Regions from separate parts of the Homo sapiens genome. Here region 1 is linked to region 2. Evidence: chromatin contacts called from ENCODE Hi-C or POLR2A ChIA-PET data. All regions are on one chromosome and are shown on one strand. Each heading gives the region's core, a stretch centred on a gene start or an enhancer-like site at or near the end of the contact. The rest is flanking DNA. Distances are from core to core; before and after follow the strand shown.

Evidence for each region. A loop is a pair of places that touch in the nucleus more often than their neighbours do. ChIA-PET counts read pairs that join two places held with the same protein, here RNA polymerase II (POLR2A). Pooled maps may share reads with other maps.
Region 1: a loop to region 2 is called in a pooled map, with 2.1 times the contacts of the local background. The contact joins the promoter of LINC02069 here to the enhancer-like site in region 2. A Hi-C loop is called at or near these places in 1 of 168 maps with a recorded cell type or tissue (naive thymus-derived CD4-positive, alpha-beta T cell), 1 of 37 single-sample maps with no recorded cell type and 7 of 50 pooled maps. POLR2A ChIA-PET finds 5 or more read pairs at or near these places in 3 of 52 experiments (BJ, Panc1 and activated T-cell).

Annotation. Positions count from the first base shown.
Region 1 is chr3:184,770,495-184,775,903 of GRCh38, reverse strand. It overlaps LINC02069 (long intergenic non-protein coding RNA 2069), which reads left to right and starts at 2,749. Exons shown (of 3, transcript NR_110043.1): 1 at 2,749-2,924. It overlaps LOC105374253 (a long non-coding RNA gene), which reads right to left and starts at 2,644. Exons shown (of 4, transcript XR_924790.3): 1 at 2,270-2,644.
Region 2 is chr3:184,633,757-184,639,000 of GRCh38, reverse strand. No RefSeq gene overlaps it. Among named protein-coding and RNA genes, the nearest start is that of EPHB3, 75 kb to the right of the region's middle. Within about 2 kb of position 2,100, at least 4 of the 41 ENCODE cell types and tissues checked have a DNase peak (open chromatin) inside an H3K27ac peak, as active enhancers do.

The DNA.
Region 1 (5,409 bases), core at 1,500-3,999, 140 kb before region 2:
TGGTCATGGATGCATTGCCTCTGGGACCTCCAGGTGAAAATCATCGGATGTAGAGGGTCTGATGCTTAAGAGTAATTTTTAGGCAAGAAATGTAGATTTGGGGACAGATGAGCCAAGGTCAGAAGGTGCAGGGAATGAGGGGAGGATAGTATCAAGGAAAGAAGGAGGTGCAAGAACAAAGAAGGATTCAACAGGGTCCAACACCACCAGTAAGGACTAAAATGGGTTTCCCAGCAGCTTCATCAGGACATCACCCCTGCCCTTCGTCAGAGTGGTTTCAGTGGTGTTGTGGGGAAAGAGGCCAGGTGAGGAGGTCAGAGGAGACGGTGAGGGGAGAGGAGGCAGTGGGCAGAGCCAGAGGCAGGAGTAAGTGCCATAGAAGAGATGGGAGGACATGCATGTGCCCGCCTCACAAGGCCACAGCAGAGAGCCTGGGGCAGAGCAAGCCTTCAGCAGAGAGGAGAGGAGTTTTTTTCCTCCTCCCTTCTGCCCCTTCTAGAATAGTCAAAGGCCACCTTGGGTGAGGAAATGGCTAGAGAAAGGCACCCTTCTTCCAGTCATTCAGTAAACATTTATTGAACAGCTACTAGGTGCCAGTCTCAACACCAGGTGCTGAGGATACAGTAGACAGCAAGAGACACGGCCCCGCCTTCCTGTGTGGGAAGGTCTTCCACCCCATCCCACTTCTGAGTGGCTAACAATGGCCACAGGACACTCACAGCACAATTCCCACTGGGGCGCAGCCCAGGCAGGGGTGGGAAAGCATGTGGGGCTCATCTATGTCCTCTGGAGTTTCCCCTGGTCCCCAGTTCTTGGCCCGGTTTCTCAGAAGACTGCATTCCTACTAAGGATTTAGGGGATGTAATTTAAGCAGCAGCCCTTTGATGGTGGGGGTGGGAATATTGCATTTTCAGAGGCAACTCTTAAAGAACAGAAAGCTTTCCTGCCAGGATGGCTCTGGAATGACAGCAGAATGTCAAGCAGCTTAAGAAAATTGAGGGGAATTTTTTTTTTTTTCTGGAAGGGCATAAGTGGTCAGACATGATGGCTCATGCCTGTAATCCCAGCACTTTGGGAGGCCAAGACGGGAGAATTTCTTGAGGCCAGGAGTTTGAGACCAGCCTGGTCAACATAGCAAGACCCTGTCTCTACAAAAAAAAAAAAAAAAAAAAAAAAAAAAAGAATAGAAAAAATAATAATACTAATCAGACTTGGTAGTACACACCTGTAGTCCTAGCCCCTTGGGAGCTGAGGCAGGAGGATCACTTTGAGCCCAGGAGTTTGAGGCTGCAGTGAGCCGTGATCAGAAAGCCGGGGACGTACAGTGTCCTTTTGGCTCCCAAATCATTCAGATCCTGTTTTTCTATTTTGCTTCCTCCTTTTTTTTTTTTTTTTTTTTTTTTGAGATGGACTCTCGCTCTGTCGCCCAGGCTGGAGTGCAGTGGCGCCATCTTGCCTCACAGCAACCTCCGCCTCCTGGGTTCAAGCCATTCTCCTGCCTCAGCCTCCCGAGTAGCTGGGCCTACAGGCGCCCGCCACCATGCCCAGCTAATTTTTGTATTTTTAGTAGAGACAGTGTTTCACCGTATTGGCCAGGGTGGTCTCGAACTCCTGACCTCGAGTGATCTGCCCATCTCCGCCTCCCCAAGTGCTGGGATTACAGGCCTGAGCCACTGCGCCTGGCCTTCATTTCCTCTTAGCTGAGGTCCTTCCGGTCTGCAGATCTTCCTCCTGGCGGCCTCCACTCTTTTCCCTTTCCTGTTCCGTGTCTACCTTTCGTGGGGGAGAGAGTGGAGCACCGCACGGAAGAGGTGCCATGAGGACAGGGGCCGCGTCTGCTTCCCCAGCTCCTGGATCCCCGCCTGGCACACAGTGGGCCTTCAAGATGGATTCGTTGCCTGAAGGAAGTCAAGAAGCCAGGCTAGCGTTCCATTTTTCCTCTCCCTTCAAGGCCTGTGCAGGGAGGGCCTGGCTGCTGCCATGAAGGGGAAGAGAGCCCGGGACAGTGACTCGCCAAAGGGCCCCGGCCAAGGCCCAGCGCAGCAGGAAGGCCGGCCGCATCCTGTCGGAGCCGCACCTCTGGCTTTCGGCCGTGACACTGGGACCCAGGGAAGCCCTGGGATCTCCCCAGGGACCCTCCGACATGAGCCCTGTTCCATATGCCTGAAGAGCGGGGCCAGGAGGGAAGGAAGTGCCCAGACACAGGGAGACAGAGCATTAAAATTCCAGCGGCAGTTCCACGGGCAGGAGCTCGCGGTTCCTAACTGACCGTAAACCCTTTCTCCTGACAGCTCTTGGAATCCATCACTCCAGCCTCTCCCCGAGCAGCTGACACATCGCAGCAACGCTTCTCCAGAAGTCAGGGTCTGCTGACTCCGGCAGGGACGGGAAGGCAAGCGAGCGCGAGCAGCTGAAATGGCCCCTGTCTCCCCTGACTTCGGGGCCGAGGGCAGGCGGGCCGGGGAGGCCCATGGAAAGGGCTGTCAAGTGTAGCGCGATTCCCAGCCACAGCCCGAGAAGGTGGTTTGCTAACTGTCTGCCTCTGGGTGGAATTCTATTAACCTAGTGGGGGAAACTCGTTTTCTCCCCACTGAAAGCTCTGAGTGGTGTGTCACATATGTCTTTTATTAATAAAAAAAAAAAAAAAGAGAGAGAGAAAATAGAGTCATTATGACTGCATAATTACAGTTCATTTGGTAGGCCAGATCTTTCAAACCCGGGTGCTGGGGGTGCGGTGGAGGGGGGGGTGATAATAAAAGGGACCTTGATATGAACCGCTTGGGAACCACCTGTGTAGGAGGCAGTTCGGGAGCAACTCTCAAAAGGTGCAGTGGCTTGCAAGATTCAGAGCTGGCGTGGGCAGGGACACCCCTCTCAGAGCTAACACAGTGCACCGCAGCCCTGGCGCCAGCTCGGGGAATCAGGTGACCTTAAGCAAGGCCCTACCCTCCCAGAGTTTCTTTCTTTCTTTCCTTCCTTCCTTTCTTTCTTCCTTTCTCTCTCTTTCTTTCTTTCTTTTTCTTTTCTTTTCCTTCCTTCCTTCCTTTCTCTCTCTCTCCCCCTCCCTCCTTCCTTCTTTTCTCTTCTCTTCTCTTCTTTCTTTCTTTCCCTTCCTTCCTTCCTTTCTTTTCTTTCTTTCTTCTTAAAGTTAAGGTGTATAGACTTAACTGCCCTATAGTTATGTTTCTTTTCTCTTTCTTTCTTTCTTTTTTTTTTTTTTTTGAGACAAAGTCTCACTCTGTCACCCAGGCTGGAGTGCAATGGCACCATCTCGGCTCACTGCAACCTCTGCCTCCTGGGTTCAAGCAATTCTCCTGCCTCAGCCTCCCAAGTAGCTGAGATTACAGGTGTGCACCACCACACCCAGCTAATTTTTGTATTTTTAGTAGAGACGGGGTTTCACCATGTTGGCCAGGCTGGTCTTGAACTTCTGACTTCAAGTGGTCTGCCCGCCTCAGCCCCACAAAGTGCTGGGATTACAGGCGTGAGCCACCGCGCCCGGCTAGGAAGGCTACTTTTTAAGATGCTAACCTATCTCAGCTCTAGGACTTGGAATAGAGCTTTAAAGGAGCGATCTTGTGCTCCTGGGAGTCAGCAGAGTGGTAGCAAATATCAGAGGGAAAGTCCCCTCTTTGTTTCCACACAGAAGTGGCGTTCTGGAGGCCAAGTTCAGGCCACATTGTCAGCCACCCCTCCCAGCTACAGTTTCTCCTTCCAGTATTCTTTTGAGTCAAAACTTTGGAACATTTCTGTGTTTCTTTTCATGAAGAAGATATTTTACTTATAATACCTGTAAGAAAATAGAGCCAAGATTAAACATAGAGAACCTCCCTCTTCAAACATGAGGGAGAATCCCTAGAAAATGGGCTAGGACTCATGGATGGGACCTTCATGACTTATTCTGCGGATGACAGATCCTATTACTGGTCCGTCTGCCAGCACCACCAGGGGCAGCCACGCCAGCCGGAGAGTCACACAAGATGGGGTCTGTTTCCTGGCTCAGCAAGGGAGAAATGTACATCCCTCACCTCTGGGCCTCTAATGAATTCTGATTCAAGCTGAACAGGCCTAGGAATCGATAGTTTTAATCATTTCAAAAACTGGACCCACTCTGGGTAAAATTACAATGCGTAAGAAGCTCAATGGAGCTTAAAGGCCACAACCTCATCATCATTTCATTAGACTCACATTTCAGCAAGATAGAAAGAAACGTTCTCACACACCGCCCCCTCCCACAGCTCCCCTGTCCTCCCCAGCCCTGTGTAGTCATGCTGGAGGACAGCGATGGTTTACAGCAGCCGTCAGCCACCACAGCCACCGGCCCCCTCCCAGCGTGCGCTCCGCCCCGGAGGAAGCTCAGCGCAGTCGCTGGAGACCTCCGTGCAAATCAGTGCCTATGCCTCCCAAGACAAGTTTGCAGTCCTGGGAAGTTTAGGAAAAACAACCCTGCTGTCAGTGTGGCTTCTCACAGCTGGAGGGGTCAAGTTATCAACACAGTATAAACCCAGGCCAGCAGAACCTTGTCCCACCCGGGGCCCCAGACGCCCTCTGGGAAGCAAAGAGTTTGAAAATGTCTTAAGCTTTTCCAGTTTGTTTATTTTCCGATGTTTAATGATATTGTCCATGCAAGGAACAGAACCCCAGCTCCTGCTAACAATTAAAGAGGTTTTCTAATTTAGGAGAGAATGTGATTTTTTCAAAAAGGGAGAAAACTTGCACAGGAAGTAAAGCAAATACTCCACATTGAGAACATGCATGCAGAAAAGCCTAGCGTCAAGAAGACCCTGACTGCCTGGTGAACATATGGAATGAAAACTGTTCAGGGCGGCTGACCCAACGAGGAGGCAACATCGGAGGAGGCTGGCAAACGTCTGCTGGACCTTACTGCACCGCTGCCACCACCAGACTGTTTCATGACTGTGGCTTGTATCTGTGACCCCAGACCTCACCATCCATAGGTCCAGATGGGCTCCCATCGGTGAAATGACCAGAATTCACTGTGCTTGTTTCTGTCTGCTGTAGGCTTACTCTGACTTGGAGGACCTCTTGGGAGTGCCCCGCGTGTGTTCGTGAACAGGACTGTCAGCGAGAGTCCCTCTCCCCACGCGGCTCTGCGCTGATGTCGTGCTGCCACAGTCACTCCAGGGTCACCTCGTTTGCTGGCCTGCCCTGTGGGAACGCTGCCACCCATACCCAGGGCGTTGCCTTTTGAAGACCCCAAAACTGCAGTGCCTGAGGCTCCAGAACAGGGCTGTTGGCCTCATGCCCTCAGCACACAGGAGCCTCCCTGTGTCCTGGGGTGTCCTCTCCACTCTGTCATATGCTGTCAACTGGACACCCTAGAGGACTGACCTCCCTGAGTCTCGCAGGGTAGTGAGGTGGGATGGGGGGTGAGGTATGTTTCTCTCT
Region 2 (5,244 bases), core at 851-3,350:
CTAGGCACCACCAAAGCAGCATGTCCCCAACTAGTCCTCTTAGCTCTTGCCTCAAACCTCCACCTCCGCAGTCTCTGGATGTTGAGTTAGAGCATCACCTTCCACCCAGCCGGCCAGCCAGAGACCTGGGAGTTGCCTCAGCTCCGTCCTGACCCCTCCCAACACCCCACACAACATCCTATGTATTCTGTCTCAGACATGGTTCCCAAATGCACCCTCTCTCTTCCGCCACACTGCTATGTTTCTTTCCTGCTGCATCATCTTTTGCAATAACCTCTAGTTGCTCCTTGCTTCTGACTATCTCTCACTTTTGTATTTAAGCCAAATTTCCTTCGATGGCCCACAGAGGCCTTCACATTCCAACACATCCAACCTCTCTCTGCTCACCTTCCCTGCCTCTCTCCCTGCCAGCCCCTAATCCAGCTGCCTCCTGGACAAGCTAGAACTGCTCTTAACCCCATGATCATCCATCTGCTGAACCCTCTGGATGGGATAACCTCTCTCCCGCTTCCTTGACTGGGAAACTATTCTTCCTCCAAGATCCACCTTCCCAGACACCCCAGCCCCTCAGGCAGAATTAACTGTGCTCTTCATTCTGTTTCTCTGTACTCAGTTTATCCAATCTACAGCTGTTGGATATTCACTGGTTCCAGTCTGGGGCCTTCATGAATAATGCCTGCCACGAACATTCTTGTACACGATTCACCTCTGGAGTACACATGTCTGAATTGACTGCTTAGATGCTGACCGGCTGCTTCTGAAGAGATATTTGAGAACTCCTGGTCCAGATCTTCACCAGCCCTTCGTTTTATCAGACTTTTACATTTTTGCTAATCTGGAGGGTATGTAGTAGAATCTTCTTGGGATTTTAATTTGCATTTCTTTGATTCCTGATAAGGTCACACACCTCATATATTTATAGCCATTTGGATTTTTCCATATTTATGCATTTGATCCAGTTTTTCCATTGAGTTGCCAATCTTCATACTCATTTGTGGGAGTTCTTTACACATTCTGGAGCTGAGCCCTTTGTCAGTTGCATGTGTTGCAAAACCTTTTCCTGCTCTGTGGCTTCCCTTTTACTCTCTTCATGTTGTCTTCTGAAGAACACAGCTTCTTCATTTTAATGCACCCACATTTGTCAATCTTTTTCTTTATGGTTAGTGTTATTTTTGTGTGTTGTTTAAGAAATCTTTCCCTACCCTGAGGTCACGGAGATTTTTTTTACATTGTCTTATAAAGGCTTTCTTGTTTTGCTTTTCAGATTTAGGTCCTTGCTCCACCTGCAACCCCACGGCACTTGGTACTTATTTCTGTAGCACTGCTAACTCCATCTGTTTATATGTCTGCCTCCTCCACTAAACAAAGACCTCCTTTAGGGCAAACTACAAATCTGTGTTTTAAATCTTTGTATTCAGAGGTCCTAACACAGTGCCCGGCACACAGTAGGCACTTTATCAATGCCCTTGAGTGCCTGGATTGCAGAACCGAGGTACAGCTGCTTCCAAACAGGAAGGCCCTCTCTTCTCAGGAGTCCCACTTTTGCTGACTCTTGCCCTCCCATCAAAAAGCACATGTGTATACTGAGTTCATGTGTGCTGAATGTATGGCACAAGTGTGTACTGAGTGCCTACTGTGTGTGGGTGCTGGGCACAGTTTTAGTGATGCAGAGCCAAAGATGGCGAAGTCTCAGCCTGTACAGTACTCATCACCTGGCACCTGCTTTCCTGACGCAGTTCAGAAACCCCCACACTGATCTGGAAAGCAGAGAGTCCTGGGTGCAAATCCCAGCTCTGCCTCCTGTCATCTGCACCACTCTGGGCAAGTCAATTCAGTATACTGGGTTTCAGCTTTCTACTTTGTCAAAAGGGAAAACAACAGATAACTTTGTGGGTTGTGGTGAGGACAGAGTGGAAGAATAAACATGAAATGCCAAGCGGGTGCTGGAGGCATGGTAAATGTCTAAAGATTGTTGAGTTGAGTAAATGATGGAATGGATGAGTCAGTGAATGAACTGGTTGGGAGGGGGGATGGGCAAGGAGAGCTAGAATTGGGAGGGGCAGTAGGCAGGAGGCAGGGGCTGCTGGGTTCTCCTGCAGGCCTTCCTTGTCATAGTAACTGCTGTCAGCAAATGTTTCCCAGACAGGAATCCCCTTCAGGGCTCCCTTCCCCAACCCACTGCATTTGTTGACTCAAAACCTCCCCACTGCCAATTTAGCCTGCAGTAAGGAAGCGGGGTGGGGAGGGGGAGAGAGGTGTAGGAGGGAGTAAAGCTGTGCAGAAAGGGGTCTTTGTCTGAGCACTGTGTGGCATTTCAGATTTCGGTGGAGGGGTTTTTGTTGCTTTTTTTTTTTTAACCTCCTAAAGAGTTGAGTGGGCTGCACTTGCAATAAGAGGTATCAGAATGAGACAGCAGGGAGGACTTCCAGTGGGCTCTCTGTATTGGACGGTGGAACAATGGAATGGACTGCCAAGGGCCTGGGGAGTCTCTCTGAGGCTTAGACACAGATGCAGGTGCGCTGTTCCCATGGAGGAACTCTGAGGGTCTCAGCCCTGTGCTCCCTCCACAGCTCCTCTCCTTGCTGAGGTGAGAGGTTCCATGTCCAGGAAGCTGTTTTTTTTTGTGTTTTTTTGTTTGTTTGTTTTTTGTTTTAAGGAACAGGGTCTCACTATGTTATCCAAGCTAGTCGTGAATTCCCGGGCTCAAGCGATCAGCCTCCTGAGCAGCTGGGACTACAGGCATGTGCCACGACACCCAGCTCCCAAGAAGCTGTTCTGAACCCAGTAGCCACTGGGCCATCCTGCTGCAAAGCTTAACTGGGGCCTCTTGCCACGTGCTGTTCTCTGGTTCCAGCTCCCTCTCCTGGGGCTCCTGTTGGGGCAGCCCTGGATCCTGGAGGGTTCACAGCTGGACCCAGGCTTTCCCCTGACCCCGCAGAGCCCTTCCACGCAGCCCTACTTCAGGCCTGCCCCATCAGCCTGCCCACCACCCCTGACTCACGTCAAGGAGAGGAGCCGACAGGCCCAGCCTCCCGCCACCCAACCCCAGGCCCTGAGCGTCAGGCCTGTGCCTTCTCCTCCCCGACACCCTCCCTCCACCTTTAGGTGGCTTCGTGCCTCCTCCACGCATGTGCGTGCCTGTGTTTATGGGCTTCTCTCGGGCTGCCCTGTGCCCTCATGTCTGTCTGTGTCTGTGTTTCTGTCCCTGCCTCTCTCTCCCCACGCTGCCTCACTCCTTTCTGTCCTCTCTGTCTGCCTTCCTTTTTGTCTTCTGGTCTGTGTGTCTCTCTCGGACCCTGTCTTTCTTTCCATCAGTCTGTTTCTTTGTGCGTGTCTCTAAGTCACTCTGTCTCTCAGTCTGTCTCTGAATCTGTCTGTCTCTCTTTCAGCGTATGTGTCTCTGTGCCCCCCTCTCCTCTTCTCTGTCTCTGTCCCTGTTGCCGTGTCTCTCTCTGTCCCTCTCACTCAGCGTCCCTGCCATGTCTCTCATGCTCTGGCTCTCCCTCTGAGCCTCTTTCTTCTGGGCACTCAGCAGGCCAGTGTCAGAGTCAGATCCTGGCCAGCCGCCAGACCACTTGCCCCGGTGGCCCGCACCTCTGGCATCACCTCTGGGAGCAGGTTTCCTCACAGCTGCCAGGCGAGAGCAGGCCTTGTGGCCCCCAGTCCTGCCCTGAGAGTGGAGTCCCAGGGGCCTACAACCTGCCTTCACTCAGCGCCTGCTAAGGGCTCCTTTCTTCCCGTCCCCTCCTCCTCCCTCTTCCCGACTTAAATTCAATGCCCTGCAGCCCCAGTCCCCAAAGTCGCTGAGTCCTGGCTGTGAGCCCAGTACCACTCAGAGCTCCACAGGGGCATGGCTGCAGGAACTCCACCCTGACACCCTCAGGAGCTCCCAGGCCAGCTGGGGTGGCCCCACACCCGCACGTAGAAAACAATGTGGACAGCACAGGGCAAAAGAGTCAGGGCCCAGTGTGGCCACAGACTGAAAATCCCAAAGGAAGGGAGACACGAGTCAACATCAGGGAGGTTAGATTCAAGCTGGACAGGACTGTGTCAAATGGAGATGGCCAGAGAGGACATACGCATGACAGGACCCTGCCTGGCACAGGCGTCGAGGATGGACTCATTAAGGGACCCTGAGCTGAAGGGTAGTGGTTTCAGGGCTGGAATTAAAGTTTGTACACACCCTTGAGAGTAAAAAGATTAAAAACGATTCTCATGGAGGTATGTGTGGGGAGGCAGAAGTTTTCAGAAGTGAAGATGATATCTAAATTGGATTCCAAATCCACTCAAGGTGAAGGAGAGGGAAAAGCTATTTCAGGCTAAAGAGCCAGCAGAGAGGAAGGGAAGGGCTCAGAGAGAGTGGTGGGAGGGACATGGGACAGAACGGGGGCCCTGGTGCGGCACCCCAGGGCTCTAGACTCTATCTGCAGCTGCCAGGGGAGCGTTTTGAGAAGGAGAGTGACACTATACGCTTTTATTTATTTTGGCTTTTTAATAAGTTACTGGCAGCTGTCTGGAGAAGGGATGGGCAGGAAGGGAGACTGAGGGTGGGAAGAGCAGCTAGCAGCTCCTGCAATAGTCCTGGCAAGAGCCGAAGAGGGGCCTGCTGGGGCTGGGTTCATGGGAGTGGGGACAAGAGGACACCTTCAGAGCACCTTCTGAGGCAGACCAGAAAGGGTGGGGCAAGGAAGAAGTGGGGGTTGTCTGAAGCTTCCGACTTCGGGACACCAGGGAGAAGGAGAGGTTTGGAGAAAAAGACCAAGCACCTTGGGGTTGAGATGTCCACGGGACTTCCTGGGGTGGAACTCCCTCCTTTCCACTCAGGGCAGCTGGACATAAGATATGGAGGCCTACAAGTGGCCCGGGTGGCAGAGAGAGGTCTAGGAGTTGGTGGTTCCTGAGGCCAAACAGAGGCTGAGCTTGGGGCCGGGCGAGGTGGCTCACACCTGTAATCCCAGCACTTTGGGAGGCCGAGGCGGGCGGATCACCTGAGGTCAGGAGTTTGAGACCAGTCTGGCCAACATGGTGAAAACCCGTCTCTACTAAAAATACAAAAATTAGCCAGGGGTGGTGGCGGGAGCCTGTAATCCCAGCTACTCAGGAGGCTGAGACCAGAGAATTGCTTGAACCCAGGAGGCGGAGCTTGCAGTGAGCCGAGATGGCGCCGCTGCACTCCAGCCTGGGCGACAGAGCAAGACTCTGTCTCAAAAAAAAAAAGAAGCTGAGCTTGGGTCTGATCTATTA